Linked DNA regions of Mus musculus: all the other regions are linked to region 4. The links are chromatin loops, found by intact Hi-C in ENCODE. Cell type or tissue: heart. All regions are shown on one strand. Each heading gives the region's core, and the rest is flanking DNA. Links, peaks and the distances in the headings are about the cores only.

What was found. A loop is a pair of places that touch in the nucleus more often than their neighbours do. Peaks named below come from ENCODE experiments on the same cell type or tissue, not always from the same donor. Only the 100,000 strongest peaks of a DNase experiment are listed, where the experiment ranks them.
Region 1: it touches region 4 in a loop (6-fold over the local background); 25 of 42 quality-filtered maps call a loop at or near these places.
Region 2: a loop joins it to region 4, with 5 times the contacts of the local background. A loop is called at or near these places in 13 of 42 quality-filtered maps.
Region 3: it touches region 4 in a loop (3-fold over the local background); 4 of 42 quality-filtered maps call a loop at or near these places.
Region 5: a loop joins it to region 4, with 3 times the contacts of the local background. A loop is called at or near these places in 6 of 42 quality-filtered maps.

Annotation. Positions count from the first base shown.
Region 1 is chr5:143,431,849-143,437,934 of GRCm38, forward strand. No RefSeq gene overlaps it. Among named protein-coding and RNA genes, the nearest start is that of Daglb, 30 kb to the right of the region's middle. In heart, for the core only: a CTCF peak has its summit at 2,754 (motif pointing right); a DNase peak (open chromatin) is centred at 2,723.
Region 2 is chr5:143,330,848-143,336,933 of GRCm38, forward strand. It overlaps 0610040B10Rik (RIKEN cDNA 0610040B10 gene), which reads left to right. Exons shown (of 2, transcript NR_027874.1): 2 at 1,464-1,857. Among named protein-coding and RNA genes, the nearest start is that of 0610040B10Rik, 4.6 kb to the left of the region's middle. In heart, for the core only: a CTCF peak has its summit at 3,238 (motif pointing right); no DNase peak of the experiment used is centred there; H3K4me3 peaks cover 336 bases.
Region 3 is chr5:143,907,513-143,912,512 of GRCm38, forward strand. Aimp2 (aminoacyl tRNA synthetase complex-interacting multifunctional protein 2) reads right to left here and starts at 2,327. Exons shown (of 4, transcript NM_001172146.1): 1 at 2,069-2,327. The coding sequence starts at 2,203. It overlaps Pms2 (PMS1 homolog2, mismatch repair system component), which reads left to right and starts at 2,489. Exons shown (of 15, transcript NM_008886.2): 1 at 2,489-2,567; 2 at 4,409-4,548. The coding sequence starts at 2,545. In heart, for the core only: no CTCF peak of the experiment used is centred there; a DNase peak (open chromatin) is centred at 2,399; H3K4me3 peaks cover 3,302 bases; H3K27ac peaks cover 2,310 bases.
Region 4 is chr5:143,545,043-143,551,128 of GRCm38, forward strand. It overlaps Fam220a (family with sequence similarity 220, member A), which reads left to right and starts at 3,678. Exons shown (of 2, transcript NM_133703.5): 1 at 3,678-4,092. In heart, for the core only: CTCF peaks have their summits at 2,562 (motif pointing left) and 3,511; DNase peaks (open chromatin) are centred at 2,589, 2,999 and 3,619; H3K4me3 peaks cover 1,769 bases; H3K27ac peaks cover 1,664 bases.
Region 5 is chr5:143,312,485-143,318,481 of GRCm38, forward strand. It overlaps E130309D02Rik (RIKEN cDNA E130309D02 gene), which reads right to left and starts at 2,876. Exons shown (of 6, transcript NM_172726.4): 1 at 2,419-2,876; 2 at 1,694-1,915. The coding sequence starts at 2,610. It overlaps Zdhhc4 (zinc finger, DHHC domain containing 4), which reads right to left. Exons shown (of 8, transcript NM_028379.5): 8 at 4,005-4,348. The coding sequence ends at 4,058. In heart, for the core only: a CTCF peak has its summit at 2,945 (motif pointing left); DNase peaks (open chromatin) are centred at 2,327, 2,627 and 2,967; H3K4me3 peaks cover 2,529 bases; H3K27ac peaks cover 1,711 bases.

The DNA.
Region 1 (6,086 bases), core at 648-5,647, 110 kb before region 4:
TCAGCAGCCCGAGAGAGTTGCAAGGCTAAGCACTGCAATGGAAAGGCTCTGCGGCATATATGAGCCTATTCTAGGGAGACATGTCATCTTTCATGAAGGTTCAGTGTCCTAGTTCCCTTCCCCCAGGCAAAACGACACGGGAGCAGGTCAGGGTTGCTCTGGGTAAAAGCCTGTGAGCCTGGGAGCTAATCCTGTACATGGCTCCTTTACCTACACACTGGGGATTTGACCTCTATCTCCACTCTCATTAATATGGGTGGCCTATTTGCTCTTATTAAAAGGATAGGGGGAGATGTTGGGAGCCGCGCCCACATTCGCCGTTACAAGATGGCGCTGACAGCTGTGTTCTAAGTGGTAAACAAATAATCTGCGCATGTGCCAAGGGTATCTTATGACTACTTGTGCTCTGCCTTCCCCGTGACGTCAACTCGGCCGATGGGCTGCAGCCAATCAGGGAGTGACACGTCCGAGGCGAAGGAGAATGCTCCTTAAGAGGGACGGGGTTTCGTTCTCTCTCTCTCTTGCTTTTTCGCTCTCTTGCTTCTCGCTCTCTCTTGCTTCTTGCTCTCTTGCTTCTTGCACTCTGTTCCTGAAGATGTAAGAATAAAGCTTTGCCGCAGAAGATTCTGGTCTGTGGTGTTCTTCCTGGCCGGTCGTGAGAACGCGTCTAATAACATCTATTACCATTAAAAAAAAAAAAAGCCAAGTGGTGGTGGTGCATGCCTTTAATCCAGCATTCCAGAGGCAAAGGTAAGTGAATTAGTTCAGGGCTAGCCTGGTCTATATAGCAAGTTCCAGGACAGCCAGGGCTACATAGAGAAATCCTGTCCCAAAACAAGCAAACAAACAAAAGTCAATATCTGGGTATGGTGACACAGGTGGAGTCCCAGGAACCTGAGGCAGGAGGATCTTGAGAAAGGCCATGTCTCAAAACGTCATCATCATCATTGTCATCATCATCGACGTCATCATCGTCGTCATCGTCATCATCCAGAATTGAACAGGAGCACGGCACAGGCAGGGAAAAAAGGTGGGGACTTGATGAGCAAACCTAGGATAACTTTGTTTTTTGTTGTTTTTCTTAAAGGTCCACTAACATGTGTTCCAGATTCATCCTTACTGTGAGTAAATACCCTAATAAAAGTGATTTAAGAGAGAAATTATTGATTTTATTTTAGTTTTCAGTTCTGGGTAAGATCATTGAATGGAAGTCACAGCAGAAAGGAGCTGGAGACAGCTAGCTGGTCACGTTATATCCACCATCAAGAAGCAACCCCTGTGGGCTGAATACATGGCTCAGTGGTTAAGAACACTGATTGCTCTTCCAGAGGTCATGAGTTCAAATCCCAGCAACCACTTGGTTCCTCACAACCATCTGTAATGAGATCTGTCTTCTGGTGTGTCTGAAGACAGCTACAGTGTACTTATATATAATAAATAAATAAATCTAAGAAAAAGAAAAAAAGAAGCAACCTCTGCCTAGGGAATGGTACTGCCCACAGTTCTTCCCATGTCGAATAGTGCCATCAAGGTATTCATCCACAGACATGGCCACAGGCCAGCCCTCTCTAGACTTCTCTTTGAGACACTTTCCTACAACACCTAGTGGTTCTAGATTTTCTCAAGTTGACGATTAAAATTAAAATCAACTATTTAAAAAATAGTAGCTATTAAAATAGCAATCCATTCATCTTAATTTTTTTTAAATTTAGATTTACTTATTTTATGAATGTTTTGCCTGTGTGTGTGTGTGTGTGTGTATGCGCGCGCGTGCGTGTGCTTGTGCGTGTGTATACTATGTGGGGTGGGTGCAGGTGCCTCGTGCCCATGGAGGCCAGAGGAGGCTATTGAATCCCCGGAGACTGAGTCACAGATAGTGTGAGCCTCCATTTAGGTGTGGGGAATTGAACCCGGGTATTCTGGAAGAACAGCCAGTGTTCTTAACCTCTGGGCAGTATTTCCATCCCTAACTTTTTCTTTTAAAACAAGGTCTCATTATGAAGATGGCCTGAAACTCACTATGTAGATAAGACTTAACTGTTAACTCACAAGAGATCGTCCAGCGTCTGCTCCCAGATTAAAGGTGTGCACCCCCACACCTGACCTACACACCCTCAACCTTTGCCTAACAATGTTATTTCCTTAGATAGGAAATGCCTACAAAGAGTTCTGCTGTGTGTATAGGGCTGAAGAAGATGCATAGAAGCTGCAGAGATGGTTCAGTTGTTCAAAGCATGCAGTCCCCCTGCAGAGACCACAGGTCTGTTCCGTGCACCCTCATCTGGCAGCTTACAACCACCTGGAACCAGCTGTAGAGGATCGGATGCCCTCTCCTTTCCTGGCTTTTGCAGGCATCTGCTCACATGCAGGGACTGTGGAGTTAAGCCTGGTGGTGGGAGAAATGAAAGGACCGCACATACTCCATTCGTCTCCATTTCGGGACCAGGCCTGTCTTCAAAAAGAAAGCCCCAGTCCCAGAAACTAGGCCATAAGTCACCAGATCCAGGAACAGACCATAAAATCCAGGAACAAGGTCATAAAAACCCCCTCCTCTCCCATAGAACACCCTGGAGAGGTCCACAAGAATGGGAAACCTATCTCAGGATGGCCATCTGGGCTCGGCAGCGCCATCTCATCCTGTGGTTAAATGCTCATGACATAGGAATGCAGACCACTAGCCACCTGGTGCAAGCTGATCAGAAGCTGACCCCTGTGACCTCCCCAGAGGTCAACTTGGCATTCGTCCACTAGGTGGAGCCAGACATCCGCTGAACACTCCAGAGGCTAACAGGATTCAAAGGAAAGCACCTGACTGAACTCCTGGCCAAGAACATCTTTAATATCAGGGATGGAGGCTTTAATTTTTCTTAACCCTGATTTTAATAATGGCTCTTAAATGTGTTAATCTCCCTTCTATCCCACCAGAGGTAGTGGGGGAAAAAAGTTTATTAGGATATGGGGACAGCAGACCTGTTTAGAAATGGTTCTATGGAGCAAATCCCATCTGTGTTGTCAGGAACTCGGCAGTTCAGCTCACAGGAGTCATCAGTAGGAGCTTGATCCATCTGCAAACACTTCACAAATATACAAGCAGTCCAGTTCAGTAGTGTAGGAATAGCAAACACAAATCAGCAACAGTGACATGACCTAGCAAAGATAGCCAGACCTCAGCTGCATCAGCACCAGTCAGCAGGAGGGACCAGGACCACCAGGGACGCCAGGAGAAGTTCTCAGCTGTGCCTCTCTCAGCGAAGCAAAGATCAGTGAGGACAAGAGACCAAGAAGCATTGCAAAGCTAGCTATGCAAGCCCTGTCACCACTGTCCATTAAGACTTATGCTCCCTCCAAACATCACAGGTCCTCCACCGTTCTTGCCTCACCACCTGTCTTGCCTAAGCATGTGAGTCTGTCTTAGCAAAACTTCATGTGAGTTTGTATCAGCTGACATCACTCTGCCAACTGGCCCAAGTCCTCCGAAGTGGCAAGAAGCCACAGGAACCTCTCGAGAAGTTTTCTGGTGGGTTTCTCTCCATGGAGTACCAACAAACTGACGTAAAGCAAACAAATACACGTGTGTCATTAGCGAAGAATCCTTCATTATGCGTCCTTTCACCTGTGTCTGCTTCAGCAAGACGTCCCTTCGTGAGTCTGATTAGCGAAACATACTTTCGCCCATGTCCACTTCAGGAAAACTTTTATTCATGTGTCTGCTGTAGTGAGACACCATTCCGCACAACTGACTTTCCAAAGAAACCAGATGCTTCCACTTCACGGGGAGGTTCTGGAGGACCCGTAGACCAGGGAACTCGCCAAGGTGCTTCTGGCAGCTACTGGAAGAGAGCGAGCAAGCTGATACCCAAGTGTTGAAGAATATAGCATATGGAAAAGGAGTAGAGCTCCTGGCTCCAAAAAGGATCAATGTGTGTACTGTAGAGAAACAGGCCACTGTAAGGCGGAATGTCCCAAGAGCCATAAAAGGGAATCACAGGTGTTGGAAATAGAAGAACTGAGTGACTGAGGGTATCAGGGCTCACACCCCCTCCATGAGCCCTAGGTAACCCTAAAGGTGGAGGGGAAGACAATAGATTTCATGGTAGATACTGGGGCACAAAGTTCAATCTTGAAACAACCCATGGGACACCAATCCAAAAAATAAAATATGTATTTACATAAAGAGCTACTGGGACCAATCAATATTCATGGACTACCTGAAGAAGAGTGGATATATGATGGGATGAGATCTTTTTTGGTCATCCTAGAGTGCCCATATCCACTCCTGACCCCACCTCAGGGTTGGCCCTGAGGGAGTATAGGTCCTAAACAAGAATGGCCATATATATATGTGGCCATTGACTGTGCCATTAGGAGAATATAACCTCTATATCACACCTCCTCTAGACATTAATAAGGATTATGCCTAGAGAGGATATGGGGAAAACTGCAGGGGTATGGGCTGAGAAAAATCCCACAGGGCTAGCCAGACATTGTGCTCTGATCCTGATGTAGCTAAATGCCAATGCTAGCCTGGCCAGAGTCTACCAATACCCCAGGCCTAGGAAAGCAAGATAGGGAATAGTGCCACACATAGCTGGACTCTGGGAGCAGTGGATACTGGTTGCTTGTAAATCACCTGGAACACACCCCATATGCCAGTAAGAAAACCCCACTCCAATGACTCCTGGCCCATAAGAGACTTAAGAGAAGTCAACAGAAGGGTGCCCAACCCTTAAACCCTACTGAGCAGTCTGCCTCCTGAATGAGACGTCTATCCCATACTGGACCTTAAGGATGCCTTTGTTAGTTTGCCACTAGTCCTAGCTAGTGAACCTTTGTTTCACTCTTGAACGGAGCAATCCGGAGAGCGGACTCAACATGGACCAGGCTGCCACAAGGATTTAAGAACTTGCCCATCATCTTTTTTTTTTTTAAGATTTATTTGTTTGTTTGTTTATTTATTTATTTATTATATATAAGTACACTGTAGCTGACTTCAGACACACCAGAAGAGGGTATCAGATCTCATTACGGGTGGTTGTGAGCCACCATGTGGTTGCTGGGATTTGAACTTCGGACCTTCTGAAGAGCAGTCGGGTGCTCTTACCCACTGAGCCATCTCACCAGCCTGCCCATCATCTTTAATGAGGCATTGCATGAAGTCTTGGGTGAGTAGAGGCAGCCCCACCCCCAGATAACTCTCTTGCAGTACACTGATGACTTGCTCATAGCTGCCCCAGATTAAGATACCTGCCATTTGGCAACTGGTGCCTTGCTCAGATTGCTAGACAGGATGGGATATCGGGTGAAATGGAAACTTAAGGGTTCTTTGCAAAGTCGGTTGGTTGTTTTGCTGGGGTAAACACGTGAAGGAGTGTTTTCCTAAAGTGGACACAGGTGAAAGACTAAAGCAGACTTGTGAAGGAACTTTTCACTGAAGCAGACACAGGAGATAGGATGCTCTGCTAAAGCAGGCACGTGAAAGGACACGTGATGAAGGACTCTTTACTAATGATACACATGTATTGGTCCACCTTACATTGCATAGTTGAGTTCCATTTGTTGGGACCCTGAGGATGTAGGCTTACTGGATTCACGTGCCAAGAGGGTATAAACAGGACTCCATGGCATGATGGAGACAGAGCTTGGCTTGCTGGTACAGCTAGCTATATAATGCTTATGAGTCTTGTGTCTTCACTGATCTTCACTTCCCTGAGAGAGGCACAGCTGAGAACTTCTTCTGGTGTTCCTGTTGGTCCCTCCTGCTGACTGGAGCCAAGGCTGAGGCCTGGCTGTCTCTGCTAGGTCCTATCACCACTGTTGCTAACCCGACTCTACTGAGCTGGACTGCTGGTGTATCCATGAGGGGTTTGTGAGTGGATCGAGCTGCCATTGCCTGCTAGCCTGTGAACTGAACTGCTGATTTCCAGACAACACAGACGGGAGTTGCTCCAAAGAACCTTTCTGAACAAGTCCACTTCCTCTGTATTCTTTCTTTCCTACTACCTCTGGGGGGTGTTGGGCTACAAGGGAGGTTAAAGTGTTTAAGAACCTTCATTAATCAGCTATTGGATGGATCACAGGGCCCCCAA
Region 2 (6,086 bases), core at 514-5,513, 210 kb before region 4:
GAAAGCTACTGCTTCATCAAGCAGTTCTCCACCCTGCTGTAATTAAATACCTTGAATTTTCTTTCTTTCCCCCATGTAAATGAAGGACTTCGTGGTCTTCTCTAAAAGTTTCTGTTCTGACTAACTTTGATTCTCGGTTCCGTCATCCATTTCATCTTGTGTTCTGTTGCCTTTGGTTATATCACACAAAGAGAAGGGTTGGGATGTAAGTGAGTTAAGTTATCCAGGACAAAATCTTCGCTGACCACCTCATCTGTGATGGAAGCATCCTCATTTAATATGTATTCTGCAAACTTTTTTTTTGGTGAGAGATGTAATTTCTCATGATGTACCCCAGGCTGGTACCTCTTGAGTGGGCTTCATGAGTGCTGGGGTTATAGGACTGGCCAAAAAGCACTTTGTATTTATGAATACATATTCATTCATTAAATACATATTGACTAATAGGTACCAGCTGAGTTTCTTGTTCAAGGGGACATAAGAGTCGATAGAAATTGCAAACTCTCCACTGGGGCTGTAGGTCACTGGGTAGACCGTGGGTTCCATCTCAGGCACCGTGTGAAACCTAGCATGGTGGCACAAGCCTCTAATGCTATTTCTGGGGAGGTGAAGGCAGAAGGAGTGTAAGTTTAAAGTCATCCTCAGTTACACAAGTTCGAAGCCACCTTAGGTTACGTAAGACCCTGCATTCAGTGTGTAGGCCACAGATTGGACACACCTATCTCTATTATAGACAGTTTCAGCCAGGAGTGATGGTGCATACCTTTAATACCAGCATCCAGAAGGAGGCAAGGGCAGATGGATTTCTGTAAGTTAGAGGCCAGTCTAGTGTATATAGTGAGTTCTAGGATAGCCAGACCATACAGTGAGGCTCAGTCTGGAAAAACAAAACAAAACATTCTTGCTGTGGACACTATGTTCTATTCTCCTTTGTCTATTTCTTTTTACAGGGGAGGGCAGTTCAAGAAAGGATTTCTCTGGTGGTCCTGTTCTGGAACTCACCCTTGTAGACCAGGCTGGCCTGGAACTCACAGAGATCTGCCTGCTTTTGCCTCCTGAGTGCCGGGATCAAAGGCGTGTGCCACCACTGCTTGTCTACTTTGTAATGTTACAAATAGTTTTTCAATGATGTATTCATAGCTTAAAAAATTGTGCAGAACCAGATCTGGCAGTACAGTCTGTAATTCTGGGGGCTGGGGGTGTGAAAGAGGAAATTCAAGAGGTTGGGGGGAGAGAGTTGTGAGTTTGAGGCCAGCCTGGACCTGGACATACAGACACACTCCTGTAACCCACACTCAGGAACGTGCTTGATATAAGAGGATAGAGAGGCCAAGGGGAACTCAGGTTAGACATGACAGAACCCGGTCTCCACAGTAAAAGTTGTGGGTAAACTTCTCAGTGCTTTGATGACTTTTGAAAACAAATGTTTCTCTAACTTTTCTTTTTTCCTCTCTGTCACTCAGAACCTCCAGTCACAAATGCTGGAATCTGCTTTATAAGGCAATAGGAAAAAGACAGAAGCCAAAATACAAGGATTCTACTCAAGCCTTCTGGAAAGGACTGTGTTGCCTTTGATGCATGGAGCAAAGAATTCTTAGATTTTCCTGCCAGCCCCTGAAACCGGACCTGTGATGTCAAGTTGGGTTTTGTTGTTGTTTGTTTTAACCTGCCATGAGATGGGTTGACAGGATCAATCATTTTACACCATGATCCCTTGTCCCTGGGAGGACTGTCTGAGACATTAGAGAAATGGGATACAGACTTCCTCACTGGGCTGGGGGAGCTGGCTCAGGTGCAGAGTACTTGCCACGATATGAAGATCCACTTTTAAAATAAATCAAACATAGTCAAGCATAATGTCGAAGGCCTTTAATCCCAGCACTCAGGAGGCAGAGGCAGGTGGATCTCCTTGAATTCACGGCCAGCCTGGTCGACAGAGTGAGTTCCAGAACAGCCAGGGCTACACAGAGAAACCCTGTTTTAGAGGGGGGGGGGGAAACACACACACACAACAAGCCAGGAATGATGGCATGCACCTGTGACCCAGTGCTGGAAGTCAGAATCCGGAAGATCAAAGGGGCTGGCTGATAGCAGGTCTAGGCTGGTAGATTTGCTACATATCCCAATGAGAAGCTCTTAAAAAAAAAAAAAAGTTGGAGAGTAGCATCATAGCTCAACTCAGAGGTCCAGAATCCATCTCCCAGTATCCCTACACCAAAGCAAATGTGGGACCCTGCAGACTTTCTTTTTAAGTAACCATTTCTTTTTTTATATAATTCTTTTTTACACATTTACTTAATGTGAGTACACTGTTGCTCTCTTCAGACACACCAGAAAGAGGGCATTGGATCCCATTACAGATAGTTGTGAGCCACCATGTGGTTGCTGGGAATTGAACTCATGACCTCTGGAAGAGCAGTCAGCGCTCTTAACTGCTGAGCCATCTCTCCGGTTCTCCCTACAGACTTTCAACCCCAACCTTGAGTGGACAGAGGCAGGAGGATCACTGGAGCTTGCTGGTTGTCAGCCTACCTGAAAGAAACAAGAGCTCTGAGTTTGTCAGGAGACACTGCCCCCGAGGAATAGCTGGAAAGTGGTAGAGAATGACAGTGGCCTCCTCCTCCAACCTCTATGTGTGCATGGGGCCCATTACACACGTGCGTGTGCAACACACATACACATAAATAAGCTATAAAGGCAAGTAGGTGTCTCCTAAGGAATGACCTCCGCACATGCTCACAAGCACATACACAGAGACATAAAGATTGCATAGCTGTTCATGTGGGAGACATGTATTGGTCATGGGAAATTTTTCCAAGGTAAAACAGACTGGGGGAAGAAGGGATATAATAGAAGTGTTTTTCTTTGTGGGTGAAACCTGCCTTGTTTTAGTTTGTTGTAATATCAGTAGCAACTATTTTAGAATCTGAACCCCATAGTAGATGCTCAATAAAAACGGGCTGGATGAATGGGGAGGGAGGGAGTTATACCTGATGGAAATTTATACTGAAGGAAATGTTCAAACAGGGCCTGCTAGGTGGCTCAGAGGGTTAGGGTGCTGGTTGCCCTGACGACCCAAATTTCATCTCCAGGTCCTGCATAATCATAGGGAAGAATTGATTCCCACAAGTTATTCTGTGGCAGAGAGAGAGAGAGAGAGAGAGAGAGAGAGAGAGAGAGAGAGGTAGGCAGAGGCAGAACAAAAATTACTCTGGCCAGTAGATGGCGCCACAGCATATCCCTGTGAACTGGCTTGTATCAGCCTGTGGGTGCCGAATTCACTTTTTGGAATTTGCACTTGTCTTTGCTTCTGCGATGGCTTCGCTGTGCTTAGGAACCTCAAATCTCCACTTTGGGACTCATTTTGGACTGTTCCTAAGCTGTATAGCTCTCTGTTTTGAGTACTTTTGTGTAGCAGTGACTTGCTGGAGACGACGTAAGCAAGGGAGGATGTGTTTGAGGTTTCAGAGGGTTCAGTGCATAGCTGCTTGGCTCCATGCACTTGGGTAGAACACCATGGTGGTGGGATTGTTTCGCAGAAGGTGGGTGTTACTTGGCAATGGTTGACCGGGAGCAGAAAACGAGACAAGGAAGGGACTTGGTATGGAAATAGTGTCCCCAGCTGGGTCCAAGTAATCAAAACACGAACCCTGTGGAACACATACTAGTTTTCATTGTCAGCTTGTTTGCATTTGGAATCACCCGGGAGACACACCTCTGGGTATCCATGACAACACTACACAGTTTAACAGAGGCAGGAAGACCCGCTCAGTATGGGCATGGTGATGCTGTGGGGCTGGGTCTTTGGAAAGTGAGCTGAAAACCAGTGTTTGCCTCTGGCCGTCCTGACCACAGATGCAATGTGTTCAACCGTCTCAAACTCGACCACCATAACTTCCTGAATCAAACGCCTATAAAAATAAACCCTAAGGGCTGGAGAGATGACTCCACGGGCAAAGAGCTTGCTGCATAAGCGCGAGGACAGGAGTTTGAATCCCCGTATAATGCCAGGTGGGCATGGAAACACATGAATGCACAAACGGCAGCTCCTCCCCCACTCCACATCCCCAGCATGCTGATTCAGCAGGTTCTGGCTACAACTGAGAGATTCTATATGTGAGACAGAGAGTAATTAGGGAAAACACTGGACACTAACATTCGGTTCACAACACACACACACACACATATTTACACATGTCCTCACTGACATAAAACAAAAACTAACAAGCACTTACTTAAGTCTCATCTGCCAGGTATTTCTCAACAGCAGTGAGAGAAGTGACTAACACTTTTGACCCTGAGTGTGTCCTGCCCCCCTTAGAGCTCTGCTTCGGACTGACAAAAAGGTAGTTCCAGCAAGAAACACAGAATGGAAATATTGGCTGGGAACTCAAGCAAGGATAAAGAGTGTGTACACAGAGCCAGGCAGAGTGGGACACGCCTACCATCCCGGCACTCGGGAGGCCGAGGCAGGAAGATTGTGCGTGTAAGGCCAGCCTGGTCTACCCAGTGAGTAAGCTAACCTTTACCAAACGGGGCCTGTGGACATTCTGTAATAAAGATGGGTGGGGCTCACAAGTCTGGAGCTTTGCCTGACACTCTAGAGGCAGGAAACAGTTCCTGTTAAGGGAGAAACATTTTCTTTAAGCAGTGTAGCTGTAAAGGCACTGATGCGCATGCTCAGGGATCGTTTCCTGGCTTCCGATAGAGCATGCAGTGTGACTCCAGATAGATTACCTGACCTCTTTTGTCTTCTGGTTTCTTCCAACTCGAAAGTAAGGATAAGAGAATTTACTCACCAAATGTTGGTCACCAATGTCATAAACAGGACCCTTGGCATTAACAAATGCAGTCAGAACAGAAGAACAAAGCAAGAAGGCTCTGGAGTAAGAGTGATGGTTAGTTGTTTAATAATAAACTTGACACAATGTAGCGTCATGTAGGAAGAGAGTTATAGTGAGGTTTTCTGTTGGGGATTTGTACTAATACTTTGAATTAATCTGGCTCCCAAAATGGGGACTCTCAGTGTCCAAACACTGAAGGTCCTTGTTCCCAACTGGTTTTTGATCAATCAATAAAGAGCCAATGGCCAATGGCCAATGGCCGGGCAGATAGACTGAAGTGAGACTTTGAGATGTGCATGGGCAAGGAATCAGGAGAAAAGAAGAGAGATTTCCATGACGAGACAGAAGAAAGGGCAGACCTAAAGACGTGAGAATCAGGGAAAGTGGCCATGGGTCACTTCCCCGATTGGGTCTGGGGAAGCAGAGATGAAATCTAGATTTTAGAAGATGTTAACTCAGGAGAACCAGAGGCAGGTGTTTGCTAACAGGAGAAGGTTTAGGAGCACTCAGCCATTAAGCTAGTCACGGCATATCAAAACTGATTAATTGACTGTGTCTCTGTGTGTTTCATTCACGAATCCAGAGAGCTCTTGGGTTGGTGCTCGAGTGTAACCCATCACAGAGCGGGTTAGCTAACTACCTACTGCTACCGTTTTTAGATAAAACTGCTCAGGTTGGCCTATGGACATGTCAGTGAGGAATTACCTTGATTGTAACTGTGAGTGGAACCATTCCCTGGTTTTGAACCTGTATAAGAGTAGAGAAAGCTAACTGGGTTCTAAGTACCCACTCATCCATTTCCTTCTGCTCTCAGCTGCCATTAACTTACCTGCTATCCTGTAACCTGGAGTTATGAGCTTAAAATACACCCTTGCTCCCCTACGTTGTTTTTTAGTGAGGTTATTCTATTACAGTAATGGAAATAAAACTAGAACGAGGTGTCAGGATGCTTTATTTGTTTTCAAAAGTTTATTTTGTTTGTATGTCTATGCACATGTGCGCATGCATGCAGATGCTCACAGAGGCCAGAAGGGGGCGTTCTTATCCTTTAGTTAGGTTCACAGAAGCCAGAAGGGGGCGTTCTTATCCTTTAGTTAGGCTCACAGAGGCCAGAAGGGGGAGTTCTTATCCTTTAGTTAGGCTCACAGAGGCCAGAAGGGGGCGTTCTTATCCTTTAGTTAGAGATGCTTGGGTTTGAACTCCAGGCTTCACAATAGAGCAGTGTGTCATCAAGCTCCCACT
Region 3 (5,000 bases), core at 1-5,000, 360 kb after region 4:
TGTCTTTCAGCCTGGAACTCAGGCTTTGAAGCACCCTCCAGTTTGGAAGCCTCTCCCTGGAGCAAGTGATCAAGTCTGAGCACTGCTTTAAGGCAGCACTGGCATTCTCCTATCTTGGTCATCTGGAGCAGTCACTACTGAGAGAGTAACTCCACAGAGAGCCAACAGCTCATCCTTTGTACCAACGCATCCTCTTTGCCAAGTACAGTCTGGCATGCATTAAGAAACCAATCACAGTTGCTATAGGCTTTATTTCGTTTTTCTACATTTATTATGTGTGCACATGTGACTGGAGGTCAGGGGACAGCACAGGGGCATTGAGTCTTTCCTTCCATGTAGATTCCAGGGGTCAAACTCAGATGCTCACTTATGGGGCCAAGACGGCGTCTAGCTGACGGACCACTGATCCATGTCTGCTCTTGTTTTCATAGTTCCGCAGCTGGACAACTGTTAATACCACCAGGTTCTGAATTAACCACTTCTCTCCCAGTGTAGGCAAAATCAGGGATGACAAGGATCAGGAGATGCCCACAGCGGCATCTCTTTACGTATTTATCCAAAATGCCCCATTTTCTATCTGCTGGAAATCTGGGCTGCGATAGATAATCAGTAGAAAACTGAAAGGGGTGGGGAAGAACGTAAAAGGAAGAGCGCGACAACTCCTAAGGTTGGAGGGTAAAGTTTATTGTAGATAAAAGGGAGAGCAGAGGCAGGGACAGCTGGAGAGTCCGGAGTGAACGTGGCCAGCCTGAGCTGGGACGTTGGCATAGCCAAACGGCTTAGTTATGTAGCAGCCAGAGGAGCTAGGGAGAGGGAAGCCCTGCTCAGTTCTGGGCTGGAGATTTCAGGGTAGGGGATGGGGTAAACCAACCAGGAGGCCCTGTCACTGGTAGAGACTGAGGGGTGCTGGGTGGACCTGAGGGCCAGTGTCTGCTTTGATATGTTAAAGGGCACCTCAGTTAGCCATTTGAGACCTAACAAATTTTAGTCTTTAGAAAACGAGATGGTGGGAGGCAGAGGCAGGTGAATTTCTGAGTTTGAGGCCAGCCTGGTCTACAGAGTGAGTTCCAGGACAGCCAGGGCTACACAGAGAAACCCTGTCTCGAAAAACCAAAATAAAAAAAAAAAAGAAAGAAAGAAAATGAGATCAAACAATAGTGATAAGCATGGTAAGATAATTGTTCTGAGTTAGGCAGGCACACACTTCTAACCCCAGCACTTGGAAGCTCTTTCTCCACTGGTGGAGAAAGGGCTCAAGATTATCTTTGGCTGTAAGAATCCCAGGACAGCCTGGGCTACAAAGGCACTGTTTCTGCCCCACACTCCCATGGCCAGGAAACACGAAAAAGGACCTCAACTTACTTAGAAACTGGAGACATCCAAATTAAAACTACATTAGGATGTCTCCATTATCCTGCTGGTAACAGCTTAAACCTGTATAACCGCTTTGAAAAAGAACTTAAAAAGTGGAAGGCAAACCTGCCCACTGGGCCAGGAATTCCATTCCTATACAGGCTATTTATGTTAGCTAGTCTATAAATTCCAGCGCCCATGAGTGAGGACCGGGCAGATAAATAAGCGGGGTGTGGCCAGGAACAAGATCACTCACTATCGTTATAACAAAATCTTGTACAGTATGCCAGACAACAGAACACATACTATGTTTCCAGACCATCAAGATTATATAGCTTAAAGATAGCCTCCACAACCTAACCGCGAAAAAAACAACACATAACTACAGTAAAAGTCGGGACCTCTTGTGGAAAAGTTAAACTGGGAAGGATGGGGCACTAAACCCGTCAACCTGGGTTATGGTAACCCTGGGATCGCTCTGAAAATTCCTCCGAATGAGCATTTTTCGTGTTGTTCACTTTTCTGTGCGCCTGGAGATCGTGACAGGAACCCACAGCAGCACTCATCTAGGAGGATTTTGTCGGACCCGGCCGCAGAAGGGACCGGGACCCTAGGCAGACACAGCGCCGGCGCGCTAGACTGGACGAGGGATAGGGCAGGGTGCGGCGCGGCACGAACGGCGCCTGCGCACCAGGCAGGGGCCGCACGCTCCTACCTGCACGTGGCCCGCGTCGGTGGCGGGGCTGGTGGTCTTGCTGTGCACGTTGGGGAGCCGGTACATGCAGGTTGGAAGCTCTACATGCAGAGGTGCGCTGCCTCCATGATAGGGCTTTACCTGGTACATCGGCATGGTGGGAACCCAAGGAAGGTAGCGGGCGAGGGACAGGAACGCTCAGAAGCCACCCAAGGCCACCTCAGACAGCAGCCGCCTTCTTTCTGACTCTGCTGCTGGCGTTCCGGAAAATGAAGTCCCCGAGCTTTCATTGGCCGGGCTGGTCTAACGTCACCAACTTGACCTTTGAGTTGGCCAATCACCGGTAAAGAGGTCTTGGCATGCCTTCGCTAGCCCGCCCGGAAGGGGCGGATCATATGTCAAAAGCAACCAATGGGTGTTCCAGGAGACGCGTCTTTTCCCGAGAGCGGCAGCGCCAACTCTCCCGCGGTGACTGTGACTGGAGGAGTCCTGCATCCATGGAGCAAACCGAAGGCGTGAGGTGAGCTGGACTTGTGGTCTCCGGGCGCATTCTATAGAGTTCCCGGTATCCCGGTCTCTTGAAAGGACCGGAAGTGGCTGAGGCGCGAGGCGGGCAAGCTCGCGGACTGGACCGGGTCCTCTGTGAGGAAGCTATTTCCTCGGCATCCTCCCGCCACAGGCCGTGCACTTGAAACCCAGCACGAAAATCAGTCGCCGTAGACAAAATTCGTTTCCGCTGTTTGTTTATTTATTGAGTCTTTATTCTTGAAGACTTGGGGAGGGAGGCTTAAAGGCTCACGCTGATCTTGCAGTCAATAGGGTTTTTAACTTTTATTATATTGAGGTGCTTCTGTGCGTTTGGTGTAGTGTTCACAGGCGGCATCATAGCAGTGAAGCACATCTTCGAAGGCCAGCACAGTTACATTCGGTGACAGATTTGTAAATGCAAATTTGCTGTCTGTATTTTAACCTTGTGATTTCCCCAGAGATCCTTTGCAGTTAGAACGAGTGCAAGTGTTTGTTTTGGTTTTTTGAGGTAGTGCTTTGAACTCGGGATCCTCCTACTTCAAACACCCGAGTGCTGTGATAACCAGCGAGGTTCTGTGCAAGGTAGATTGAAGAGAAAAGAGGTTGGTTGGTTTATTTCACCAGGGTTTTTGGAAGTCTACTATATGTCAGACCATATGGAAAATACCCTAAAATTGTTACTGCAAGGATGCACCTATGTTCTGTTATACTTTTATGGGGCATTTCATAGCCGGGAAACTATTTTTATGGTGACTAAACCGTAGGGGAATTAGTGATAGTAGATTGGGACCTTGTCGTTGCTAGACTTCAAACTTCATATGATAGGCAATGAGCACCACTAAAAATTTAAACCTAAAGATTTTTTTCGACTGGATTTGTAATTGTAAAAAGAAATTGGTGGGAATCAAGCCACACCTATAATCCGAGCAGGAACAGGCTCAGCAGGAGTTCATAGTTACCTTTAACGACATAGGGAGTTTGAGGGCGCTCTGGGCTACCTTGGAACCTGTGTCAGAGTGAACAAAACTGGTGGTAGCAATCAGGGTAAACTGGAGACAAAAAGGCGATTACCCTAGGCCAGCCAGGACAGAAAGAGACTTAACCCGTTCGCTGAGTGTGGTCGTGAGGTGGGACTATCATTTGGAGGCTGAGAATGAACTCTTGTCTCAAACATGAGCTCTGAGGACTTTCATCAGAGCAGTGTAGGCAGCATGGATTTGGGTACAGGTTTCAAAAGCAATTATGAGAATAGTTACATAGTTGGAAGATGATTTTTGTCAACCAGTATTTCCCACCAAACTTTGACTTTTTAAGAATTGTGAGCCAGGCGTGGTGGTACAAGCCTTTAATCCCAGCACTCGGTAGGCAGAGGCAGGCCGATTTCTGAGTTCGAGGCCAGCCTGGTCTACAGAGTGAGTCCAGGACAGCCAGGGCTATACAGAGAAACCCTGTCTCAAAAAACCAAAAAAAAAAAAAAGTGTAAAAAAAAAACCAAAAAAACTAATGTTGAAAAGTTATTCAACTTTTCAAGAATGAAGAACTCTGTGTTGTAAAAGAACTCTGTGTTATTGATCTGTCCCTTGAGGGTTACAACAGGTCTCCTCCATATAGATGCATGGATAATTAGATTTTTCAGTTTCAATTTTAAATACATATTAAACGAGTGTTAAAAGATTGGCGAGCATTCATATCTGCAAGTGAAATGAGTGTGTTCATATAATGAGTGGGTTAGGCTAACTAGTTACAGATCAGCCACTTACCAAGATTGAAGTATCTGCTCTGTCTAAGTATCGATTTTGTGTTTTGTGACTGGTTTGTTTCGTTTTGTTTTAGTACAGAATGTGCTAAGGCCATCAAGCCTATTGATGGGAAGTCAGTCCATCAAATTTGTTCTGGGCAGGTGGTACTCAGTTTAAGCACCGCTGTGAAGGAGTTGATAGAAAATAGTGTAGATGCTGGTGCTACTACTATTGGTAAGTTTGGGAAACTTCTTTTTTATAAAGATTAATTTATTCATTTTATATATGTGAGTACACTGTAGCTGTCTTCAGACACATCAGAAGAGGGAAGGCATCTGATCCCATTACAGACGGTTGTGAGCCACCATGTGGTTGCTGGGAATTGAACTCAGGACCTCTGGAAGAGTAGTCAGTGCTCTTAACCGCTGAGCCATGTCTCCAGCCCATGGTTTGGAAGAGTTTTAAGCAACAAGAAGTAATCATTTATGCTATTTATATCAGAAACGTTACTGGATTATTAGAAAACAAATACTGCTATACCTATTATTTTGATGTTAACAGTTGTGTGAAAGACTTTCCCAGGGGAAGCACAATACACACAACTCCCTACTGAGAGGGGGCTTCTTGACAGACCGAAAACGTAACGTACCACACTCTAATTTGGTGAATTAATGTGTTTGCATTGA
Region 4 (6,086 bases), core at 605-5,604:
TTTCCTTGGCCCTGGTCTCCTGCTTGGGGTCAAGATGGACAGGATATTCTTTTTCTTTGCCCTCCCCCGACATGTTCCACAAGTGAGCGTGAGTACACAGTGTCCGAAGAGGGCGCCTCCATGTCAAGCTGGAGTATCCTGGTTGTGAGTCACCTGATAGGGGTGATGAGAACCCAATCTTAGTCCTCTTCAAGAACTCAACAAGTTATTGTAACCGCTGAGTCACCTCTCCAACCTCACTCGGTTTTGTTGTTGTTGAGACAGTATGCAATCCAGGCAAGACTTATACTCCTGGACTCAAGTCATCTGTCACCTTAGCCTCCCAAGTAACTTGTCCCACAACTTGTCCACACACAGATTCTCTTCCTTTCTAAAGTATCATTAAATAAAATACCATAATCTCTGTTGAGGGAAATATTTTAAAATTGGCACCATCCCACACTATTCCCAACTAATCTCTGCCCGGTGGTCTCACTGCCTCTTGGTTAGCCCCAGTCAGCAGTCTTCCCTTCTCCAGTTTGCCTGTACCTTCTCAGCCATCTACCCCCTGTAGCTAGTTGTCACAAATCCCTTTAACCCTGTAAATCAAAACTCTAGAAGCTTATAATTACTCAGTCAGATTTATATATCAATAAATTCTCAATTCACAAGATGCCCACACAATACTTTCTGAGCCAATTGATAATGATATAAATTGCCCACCTAGATAAGACAAATTGTCCTGTAATTATCCATCTCTTATAAGATATTCAGAGCTACCTGTGGCTATTTAAAGCCCTGTGGACTCTGGATCATCTTGTTCTTCCTCCATCTTTCTTCCTTCTCCTCTTTCCTGTCCCTGAAACCCTTTGCTCCGTCTCCCTTTCCCGTGTTCAATCACAGGCTTCTTGTATTAATATTTAAACTAATCGGGGGGAAATCCTGCTACAACTCTCAATTTTGTGGACTTCTTCATTGTAATAATTTTATTGGTTTAGCTCAGCGTTGTGTGACTTTCCCCTGGGAAGAGGTGGACGGCTATCTATTCATCTCAGATAATCACAGACAACAGACCAAAGGAATGATCTTCCCTGTTTACTCTAGCTTAGTCAATCAGTGGGTTTATTGAATTACTTACAGGAATGTAGGTGACTTACAATAACCTGGGTGACTCAAAGGCTGCTATGTCATCTTATAGTTCACCCCAACATAGGTGATGACTCAGGAGAGCTGCATCCCTGAAGCTCACTGAACAACGTGTTAGGGAGCTTAGCCACTCAGGGAGTCTTCTTTACCCAGCAATTACTGGCTGCTTATATAACCTTGGAGAGAAGCCTTGTGAATCCTATAACTTTCTACCTTCCTGAGCCTTGTTAAGTTGTATAAATTCCCTAAGCCTTTCACGTTACATGAGATGTTCTCCCTCCTCCAGGAAGAAATGCTTCAATTCAGAGGAAGTAACAATGCTAAAACTAGCCTGGAACTCCAGGCAATCCTCCTGCCTCAGCTGCCCAAATCCTGCGATTACAGGTGTGAACCACCATATCCTAAGCTTTAGAAAAAGTTGTTGACCCACTTCTTGGATCATGTGGGTCCATTCTCTCCTCCTGCATCATTCTCTTCAGGTTAACTAAATGAGCATGAAAAAAAAAAAAAAACAACTTTCATAGTGCAGGAGAGATAGCTCAGCAGTTAAGAATGCTTACTGCTCTTACAGAGGACCTTGGTTCAGTTCCCAGCACCCATATAGTGACTTACAACTATTTGTAACTACAGTTACAGGGGGTCTACATGAAGGCTAAAGAAACTCTAGTTTCTGTATAAGCAAGCTGTATCAAGCCAGAAATGCAGATAGTCATATCATAGCAAGTAGATAGTCACGGCCATACATTTTGGGTGGGGGCCACTGAGTTAAGGTTACTGGGAACTTATCTTCCAGGGGCTGGAATCAGAGACAAACAGCTTAGCGTGTAGCAAGATGGGTACCTGGCATAAAATGGAGTTCTTATAGAACCCAGGACTACCAGCCCAGGGATGGCACCACCCACAAGGGGACCTCCCCCCCCTCCTTGATCACTAATTGGGAAAATGCCCCACAGCTGGAACTTATGGAGGCATTTCCCCAACTGAAGCTCCTTTCTCTGAGATAACTCCACCTTGTGTCAAGTTGACACACAAAACCAGCCAGTACAAAAGTCACATTTTATTTAGTTTATGTGTTTGTGTGTGTGTATACATGCATGTAACACAGCAGGCTGGAGGAGATGGGAAGATGTGTTTTTTGATTTCTACTGCTGTGCTAAACACTATTACCAAAAACAAGGTGGGGAGAAAAGAATTTATTTGCCTTTGCCTTATATTTCTTTTCTTTTCTTAACAGGGTTTCTCTGTGTAGCTTTGGCTGTTCTGGATCTCAGTCTAAAAACTGGACTGACCTCGAACTCACAGAGATCTGCCTGCCTCTGTCTACTGAGTACTGGGGTTAAAAGCATGCACCATCACCACCACGGACCACCAGGTTTACCTTGTTTTCTTACATGTGTGAGTCGTAGAGTGGGGTTGCTGCGTTGCGTCCTGGCGCCCTCTAATGGTGAAGCTGAGGATAACAGGGAACGTGGCGTGGCAGCGCTAACCTGTTGCTATTCCAGTTTCAGGAGGCTGCTGCTGAGTTGATATCACCCTTTATGGCCTGGACCCTCTCACACCCATCACCAAACAAGAAGATGCCGTACAGAATCGCTTACAGGTCAACCTGATGGAGGCAGTTTTTCAATTGAGGTTCCTTTTTCCAGCATAACTCTAGGAATTAGATAACTCTAGACGAGGTTCTCAGCCTTCCAATGCGCGACCCCCTTAATACAGTTCTTCGTGTGGTGACCACCAACCATAAAATTATTTCACAACGACTTTATAACTTTAGTTTTGCTAATTTTACGAATCGTAATGTAAATATCTGATATACAGGTGGTCTTAGGCTAACCACTGTGAAAGGATCGTTCGGTCTCCAGAGAGGTCGCGACCCACTGGTTGAGAACTGCTGGTCTATCTTGTGTCACGTTAACAAAAATAAATGAGCAGCATAGAAGGCAACACCCTAGAGTCACTTGTGTTCTTCCACCATGAGGGTCTCAGGAATTGAACTCAGATCCTCTGGAGCAATGGGAAGTGCATTTTACCTACTTCACCATTTTGCTGGTCTCACTGTAACCATTTTTAGGAATATGTGTGTTATAAAGTACCTGTGGCCATACCCAGGCATCATCTCTTTTCTGTTATATTTTAAAGATTGATTTTTATTTGGATGTGGTGTGTGTGCGAATGAGTGCAGATGCCCAGGAAGGTCAGATATTGGCTCTCCTGGAGCCAGCTACAGGTGGATTTTGAGCCACCTAGTGTGGGTACGGGAAACTGAACTGAGGGTCCTCTGGAGGAGCAGCCAGCCTTGAGTTCATGTTTTTCCTGCTTCAGTCTCTTGAGTGCTGGAATATTAACAGGCTAGCGCCACCACGCCACTTTCCCTGTGTCGTTATTCTCAACTCTTCACCATTAGAGGACGCCAGATGCAACGCAGCCAACCCTAGTCTCCAACTCATGCGCACTTCACTTGCAGGAAAGCCGCCCGAGGGGCGGGGCGGCCCGGGGCGGGGCGGGAGGCGGAGTCTGCTGCCTGCGCAGGCGCGGGCCGGCTTTGTGACGTCAGGCCGCGCGGCCCGGCCGGGAATCCAGGTGGTAGCTGGTGGAGTCGCCTCCGGAGAGTGACGCGCAGACTCGGCTCCCCCGCGGCCCGCCCTCCTGCCGGCCTCGCCGCGGTCTCCCTTGCTCCCTGAGATCGCTGAGCGCTGAGCAGCGGCCCGGGAGAGGAGGCCTTGGGCGACGGGGCGCGGAGAGGGAGGGCGGGCGGGCAGTGGGGGCGCCGCGGATCTCTATATGGCGACGGCTCTGTCGGGTCTGGCTGTCCGGCTGTCGCGCTCGGCCGCCGCCCGCTCCTATGGGGTCTTCTGCAAGGGGCTGACCCGCACGCTGCTCATCTTCTTTGACTTGGCTTGGCGGCTGCGCATCAACTTTCCTTACCTCTACATCGTGGCTTCCATGATGCTCAACGTGCGCCTGCAGGTAGGTGAGCCGCGCCCTCCGCATCCCTGCCCACCTGGCTCGGCGGGATGCAGGTGCTAAGGGGCTCATGCTATCAGCCTGAGGCTGAGTGTGAACCAAACACCGCGTCCCTCCCACCCCCGTTACCCTACTCTGCATAGAGGATGCTTCAGAAGGTAGGTTCCCACATCTGGGGGTGGGGTCCAAGGAAAGATGACAGGAAGGTCCCTTAGGACGCTTTGTCCTCAAAAATGACAAATTGTTGGCGATCCTGTAGCTGCGAGTTCCTTTGTGAATTCTGGTTCCCCAAACTTTGTGACGGTATATTATATTATCCTTGTACTGTAGGTTGAAAGTTAATGGTGTCTTGACCAATGTTTTCGGTATCTTCTGACCAGGGATTAGAAATGGCGATAGGGATGAAGATGAGAGAGAAAGAGGGAAAACAGATTTAGAGGCCTGCAACAGTTTAGACGTGGACTAACAGCATGCCTGCATCAGCATTCTGGAGGCCTCATTTGCTGAAAATGACTGACATTTCTCTATCTTGAATTTACAAAATGCTTTTTTTTCTAGCGGAGAGGTCTTACGGACCTGAGTGTTCTGTCTCAAAATGTAAGAAAGGCTGCATAGTGAACTTGGATTCTGTTTACACACCTTGGAGTGTCACAGGCTGTGTTGGAAGGAAGGACTTGGCTCCACCCCTGGGAAGCATGTAATCTGACAGAGGTTTTTTGTTGTTGTTTTTGTTTTGTTTTTGGTTTTTTGTGGTTCTGGAAATGAACCCGGTGGGTGCATTGGTTTGCCAGCCCTAACCCCAGCCTTACTGTGCTTATGTTGTTCCCTGGTGTGCAGAGGCGCCAGTTCAGTATAGTGCTACCTAGTTTTTCTGCAGTTGGGTCAAGTTGGAGTGTAATGGACTTGGTGTGTGTAAATGGTCCATGACACAGACCACATGAAATCGGAAGCCAAATATGTTGATCAAAATTGGTTAAAAGGAGTTAAGAAAAACCAAATTTGAGGTCCATATCAGAATCTCTTTACTTTTTTGGGGGGGGGGTGGGGAGGTGTTGTGTGTGTACCACCCTGGTTATGAGGTGCTGCCGGGATCAACTCGGGACTTTGTGAATGTTAGACAAGCATGAGCAGGGCTTGTAGCATCTTAAGTGATATCAGGCCATGGGGCAGAACCGTCAAGCCTTTACAGCAGGTGCCACAAATGAGTGGAGTGCTGGGTGTGGGAAGTGAGATCAACCAGAAAGCCTGTGTTCCTGCCAATTACCTACCTGTAGAAACATGGCTCCAGTGTCTCTGCCAGATCTGGTAACCACCTCCGAGAGAAATCAGACTTGAGAAATCAGACTTCCTGATTTGTGAACATCAAGTTAGCTCAGAGTTTTCAAAAAGGAAACAAAACAAAACAAAAAACAAAAACAAAAACAAAAAACCTTTGGTGATGAAGCAAAAGTTGTCTGCAGTCTGTGTTGGACCCATCCAGTCCCACTTTGGAATCTGGTGTCCAGTTTTACATATGATTTGTATTTGGCTAGAAAATTACATGAGGGCTGCAGAGATGGCTCAGTGGTTAAGAGCATTGACTGCTCTTTTGAAGGTCATGAGTTCAAATCCCAGCAACCACATGGTAGCTCACAACCAACCGTAATGAGAAACAAATAAAAAAACCTATGGGCCAGAGCAAGTGGGGGCCGGAGTGAGGAGGAGAAAGTGAAGGGGGGGGGGAAAGAAGAAAGGAAAGAAAGAGAGAAAGAAAGAAAATTACATGAAAGACTACAAGAGCTTACTTAATACAAAATGTTATATCTTGGATTGCTGTGTTCTGTAACATTAAAAACAAGCAAACAGACAAAAAACAAACAAACAACGGGGCTAGGGCTGTAGCTCAGGAGGTGGAGTGCTTGCCTAGTATGCACAGAGTCCTGGGTTTAGTCTCCAGTATTGCATAAACTAGGTACAGTGATCCATGTCTATAATCCTAGCATTTGAAGGGTGGAGGT
Region 5 (5,997 bases), core at 1-5,000, 230 kb before region 4:
ACAGCTGGGTGTGGTGGCTCAAGGCTCGGTCTCAGCACTAGGAAGCCTGGGGCAAAAGGATTAGGAGGTTGTAGGCTGGCCTAAGCTACATAGTTAAACTTGTTTTTCTTAAGATTTTACTTTTCATGGTGTGTAGCCCCGTGTGTCTGTTTGAGTAGACCCATACATGTGCGTAAAGGCATTCAAGGAGAACAGGGGGAAGGGATTCCCGGGAGCTGGAGTTATAGGCACTTGGGAGCAGGATATGGGTGCTCTAAGAACTGGATTTGGGTCCTTTGTGTGAACAAGTCTCTTAACTCCTAAGCCATCTCTCCTTCCCTCCGCATACTGTTTTAAAAATCCAATCATTTTGCCTGAGAAATAGATTTTCCATTTATTCTGAAGATGAGGCCTTTTTGTTTTGTTTATCAAAAAATTAATTTAAGGCTGGGTGTGGTGTCACACACCTTTAATCTGGGGAGGCCAAGGATGGCAAATCTTTGTGAGTTAGAGGCCAGCCTGGTCTACAGAGTGAATTCCATGCCAATCGAGGCCATACAGTAAGACGCAAACTGGGAGGATGGTGGGGGATGGTTGGTGGGGGATGGTGGAGGATGGTGGGGGATGGTGGGGGATGGTGGGGGATGGTGGAGGATTCAGCCAGTTAAGCTCTTGCCTTGCAAGCCCGACAACCTGAGAGAAAGCTCTGTAACAGCATAAGGACAAAAGAAGTAGGGGGCTAGACAGGCAGCTCAGTAGTTAGGGGCACTGGCTGCTCTCCCAGAGGACCCAAATTCGATTCCTAGCACCCACATGGTGGCTCACAACCATTTGTAACTCTAGTTGCAGGGATCGAAAGCCCGCTCCGCTTCCAGCCTCCACAGTGTGAGCAGCAGCATACAGGTGGTACACAGACACAACATCCCCACGCAAAACAGTTCCACATTAACAAATAATTTTACAAATTTAAGATGAAAAGGAGCCAAGGAAGCCAGGTGGCGGTGGCGCATACCTTTAATCCCAGCACTCGGGAGGCAGAGGCAGGCGGATTACTGAGTTCAAGGCCAGCCTGGTCTACACAGTGAGTTACAGGACAGCCAGTGCTACACAGAGAAACCCTGTCTCAAAAAAAGGTGACAGTAGTGACCCGACTTCACACAGCTGTCCTCAGGCCTCTCCAGATGTGCTGTGGCACAGGCAACCACACACACATCACACATGCACAGTAATACTAAAAGTAAGCTGGGTGTGATGGCATACACCTTTAATAGCAAATGCTAGGGAGGCAGAGACACCTGGTCTGGGTTGAGTTCAAGGCCAGCCTGGTCTACATTTTGAGATCCAGGACAGCCCAGGCTACATAATCAGAACCTGTTTCAAAATGAAACAAATCCTAATTTTACTACTTTGTGTACAAGAAGGCTACAATTCCAGAGCCAGACACGTGGACCCTATAATCCTCAAGAGACTCAGGTAGAAGGGTCATGAGGGTTGAATTCAGCTTGGGCTACATACCAAATTCTTTTTTCAAAAAAAAAAAGTCAATCAAAGAAACAAAAAAAATGTTTGCTCCATAAAAAAAACGGGACTGGGTGTAGCACCCAGGCAGGGATGATCGATGACATCACGCACGTGTAAAAGACCTCTACGAACATCCAAACTCTTGTTATCCTGTCTACGGAGACTGTGGGAGACGCTATTTCGAGAGCAGTACCTGGAGCCAGGAGGCCGCACATTCCAACACGGGGATCCGACACACGGCCACGGCCATGGAGACCAGCTTTCCCAACAAGCTCATTCGGCTGTCGTCGGCTTTGTTCCCTTGGGGGCTGAAAAGGGAGGAGAAAATGATCTGCCGCACAGAGTCCTTGCTTTGCTCCTGGAAGTAACTGCACATGATTTCAAGAAGCTGGAGCTCCTGGAGGGAATTCAGTCTCTGTAAAAACAAACCCGGAAGAGAAGCTGTGAGAAGAGGGCCTCCACCTGCCCCTTAGCTCCCACCCTAAGAGATTAGGGAAGTGGATGCTTAGAATCCCAGCGCACACGAGGCTGAGTCTAGCCGATAATGAGTTTCAGGCTGGCCCGAGATACATGGTACACAGAAAGACAGTGTTTGAAAAAGGAAAACAGATCTATTCTTTTTCCCAGGGTGTATTTTTTTCACCCTTCAGAAGCCTAAGCCCGGGGGGGCTTAACTCTATGAATAAGCAAAGGAAAAAACCCTGCATCTAGTTAAGCGACATCCCAGAGGGATGTTAAGTAGCCAGTTCACAAAGCCACCACCCCGGATCATTCATTGGTGGGCGACTGTCACACGCCTGCGAAACGGGCACGCGGCTGAGCAACGCCGCTGGACTGCAAGGCCGGGGGAGCGGAAAGAGGAGCGAGACCTCGGGGCGAGCTCCTGTCACCGAGCGAGGGCACGGCCGGGGCGGGCACCTTGGGCTGCGCGCCGCGCTCCTTGGGCACTTGGAACACGAACTCCTCCAGCAGCTCCACGGAGCCCTTGTCCACGATGGGCAACGGCGCGCTCTGCAGCTGGCTGCTGAAGTAGATGTCCAGGTGGTACAGCACCTCCTTGGCGGCGCTCAGCGCGTCGCGCCGCAGCAGCGAGTGGCGGATGTCGCTCATGGTGCGGCCGCCCTGTCCCCGCCGCGAGTCCTACTTCCGCCCGGAGACAAAGAGGCGCGACCGGCCTGGGCCCCGACGCGGGCAGGGTCGCGGCGCCCGCCCGCCTCTAACAGGCGCCAACCCGCTCAGGGGACCATCGTCGCCGCTGCCGCCGCCGCCACGGGCCAGCGAGTATCCTGGGGTCCGACTGCGGCGCCGCCCAGAGCCGCGGGAGCCGACGCCGCTCGGCCGAACCGGCGGCTGAATGGCGACGGCGGCCCGCAGGGGCCAAGCTCGGGCTGCGGCCGCGCGCTCTCGTGGGCGCCCCCTGGCGGTGAAGCCCGCACGGGCAAGCACGAGGCCCCGCCCCGCCGTCTTCGCAAGAGTTTCTCCGGCTTCAGAGGTGTTTGATTATCAGACACTCGGAGGTGTTCTGAGCCGGCACCACGCACCCAAGCCTTCTCATGCTCCCCTCCAACCAGGACGTGCTCTGATCGCCCCCGGGAGTGGGGCGACTACTAGGACAAATGATGCTTGTAAGCACCCCCACGCCCTGATCCTTCTGTTCCAGGGTCAGTGTTTCCAAATTCTCTCCTGACTCCTGGACCCTCTTAACTGCTATGCTCTAGCCCAGCCCAGGAGGACTATGGGAATCTTAGTACAAGGTTTAGCCCACGTGCTCCCTGTTCCTGAAAACCCTCCCACCCTACAACACTCCCACTCCCCAGCTCAAGATTTCTATACAATCTATGGGCGATGGTTTATTTACAATTTATACTAAACTAGCTGTTAATGAAGACTGGAGATTTTTTTTTTTCTTTTGGTTTTTCGAGTCAGGGGTACTCAGTGTAACCCTGGCTGTCCTGTAACTCACTGTGTAGACCAGGCTGGTCTCAAACTCAGAGATCCACGTTCCTCTGCCTCCTGAGTACTGTGATCAAAGGTGTGCACCACCACCGCCCATCGGGGAGTAGAGATTTTAAACAGAATGGAAAAGTCTTGCGTGTGGCTCACAAATACAATGACTAAGAGGCCTATGGCTGAGAGGATTTAGTTAAGATGATAAAGGGCCCCTGCCTGGGAAAGAACAGACCAGGGAGAGAGTGCAGCTGGGCACAGCCCAGAGACTCTCTTGTACATCAGGGAACAGACTTTATGGTCCTAGTTCAGGCGCCCAAGGGTGCAGTGAAAGAGGCAAAGGCCTCCTTGTCACCCAGAGCCTTGGACATCTCTTGACCCTTCTCACACTAGGACCTCAGAAGTTACTGGATCTAGCAGAATATAGGCAGGAGGGAAATCTGCCCTGGGAGACACGAGAACTCAGCAAGCCTAGCTTCCCATCTCTTTTTCCCCACTAAAGCCCACTCACGCCCACACAGCAGAAACCAACACAGACAATGATGAGAAAACAAATATCCATGTGTACAAATAGGTGTGCACTGTATTTAAAAGGCAGGGCACTTCCGCTCTATTTCTCCTTTTTCTTGTAACTGGGGGTAGCAGGTAGAAAGATCTCTCGAAGGTTGCTCCTAAACCCGTGGGAGTGAATGTTCTGGTGGATCCGGGGCTCAGCTGATGGGGACCAAGCCACCAGAGGCCAGCGCTGGCACCAGGCCCAGTCGCCTTTATACCATTCATTTGTGGTCTGGTTGGTGGCAGCCAGGTACAGAGCAAAGCACAAGTAGCCAGCCAGGAGCATGCTCAAAACGATGACAAAGCCCAGTAGGAAGACAATCCTTGGAAATGCCAGGAACAGATGCTGTGGGCAGAAAACCAGAGTGTTAGCAAATAGCCTTCAATGCCTGAGCACCAGCCCTGACCCTGTGGTGCAGACTCATCACTCAGCTGACCTTCTGCATCAGATCTGACCCACCAGGCAGTATATACAGCTGAAAAATGTGCCAATGCCCCAGCATTCATGAGGCCCCACACTCAAAATTCCCTATTTCTCTTTCTCTGTCTCTGTCTGTCTCCCTGTCTGTCTGTCACATGCATGTATTGCACAAGTGCAAGCACACAGATACACACACATATGCACTTCAGTTGCCTCAAATCTGACCCTTGGAACATAGATCTGAGTCACAGTCAACACAGACACAGGCAGGCAGCCCAGGCATGAGCCTAGTGTGTGTGACAGCTTGTTGCAGGATAACTTTCACACAGGCAGAAAGGTCACTCAAGACACAGACAGTACTTTGCCAGTCTGCTGTTTACAGACAAATATGTGGAGACAGCTCGTGCATTAAACTAAAATCCTGCGAGGACTGTCTCTTTAAAGCCACCGAGCACAGGAACAGCAGGCCAGGAGTGCTGACAGCAGTACCCGCCCCTCCAGCATCTCTGCGCATGAGCGATGGTGCAGGCTGGTGAGCATAACGCTCACAAGGCTGAAATGGTTGGCAAGTTTGAGGCCAGCCCAAGTCAGAGTAAGGCCTTGACTCAAGACATCAAAACAAAACAATAACAAACGAAATGGCTGTGCATGAGGAAGAATGAGACTCTGGGTCAGTCACAGTACAGCACACCAAGAAGCAATTAACGTCAACTCAGACTGTGGATTGGTGCGCAGTGAGAACGGAAAGGCTCAGGGCTCTCCCTGGTATGTTGTGTGACTATGGCACGAGGATGGTGAGGGTCTAAGGCCAGGCCACATCTGGGAACTGGCACAGGAGGGGCGGGGCAGAGGTCTCACACTGCGTGTTCCTTTTTAAACCTTTAGGGCAAAAGTTCTCTGTGGGTGTTCACGCAATGTGTGTCTGCATCAGAGCGTGGGGTCAGGCATCTGTCCGTGCTTTTCTACCTTGCTTGAAGCTAGCTTGCTGCTGCAATGCCAGGCTAGCCTGGCCTGTGAGCTTCTGGGATTTTCTGTCTCCACCTCTCAGCCTCTCCATTCCAGATGTGTGCCCCCACCTCTCAGCCTCTCCATCCCAGATGTGTGCTACCACACTGTGCTCTACACGGATTCTGGGATCCGAACTGAGGTCCTCATTTGTATGGCAAGGGCCTTACCCACTCAGCCGTATAGAACCCTGAGCCAAATGCTTGCTTATCTGAATACTGTGTTATTTTTATAATAGGAGGGGTAAAAAAATTAGAATTCAATGTTTTTGGAAGTCAGAGGAGGAAAAATACTAATCAGAACTCTTAATTAGAGCAACTGTGTAACTCAAGTCATGGAGAGAAGAGACCGACGGTGGGCAAAGGGCATCTCAGCTTTCTTATACCAAAATCCAATACCAACTGGGCAGGGCAGTAATCCACGCATTCCCAGCACTTGGGAAGGTGAGGCGGGAGGATTGAGGATCTGAGCAAGCCTGGGTTACATGGTGATAACCTACCCCAAACAAAACAAAAACCTATAGAGGTAGGTAATTTAATGTGTTGGTGAAGATGCAGAGAAACTGGAAG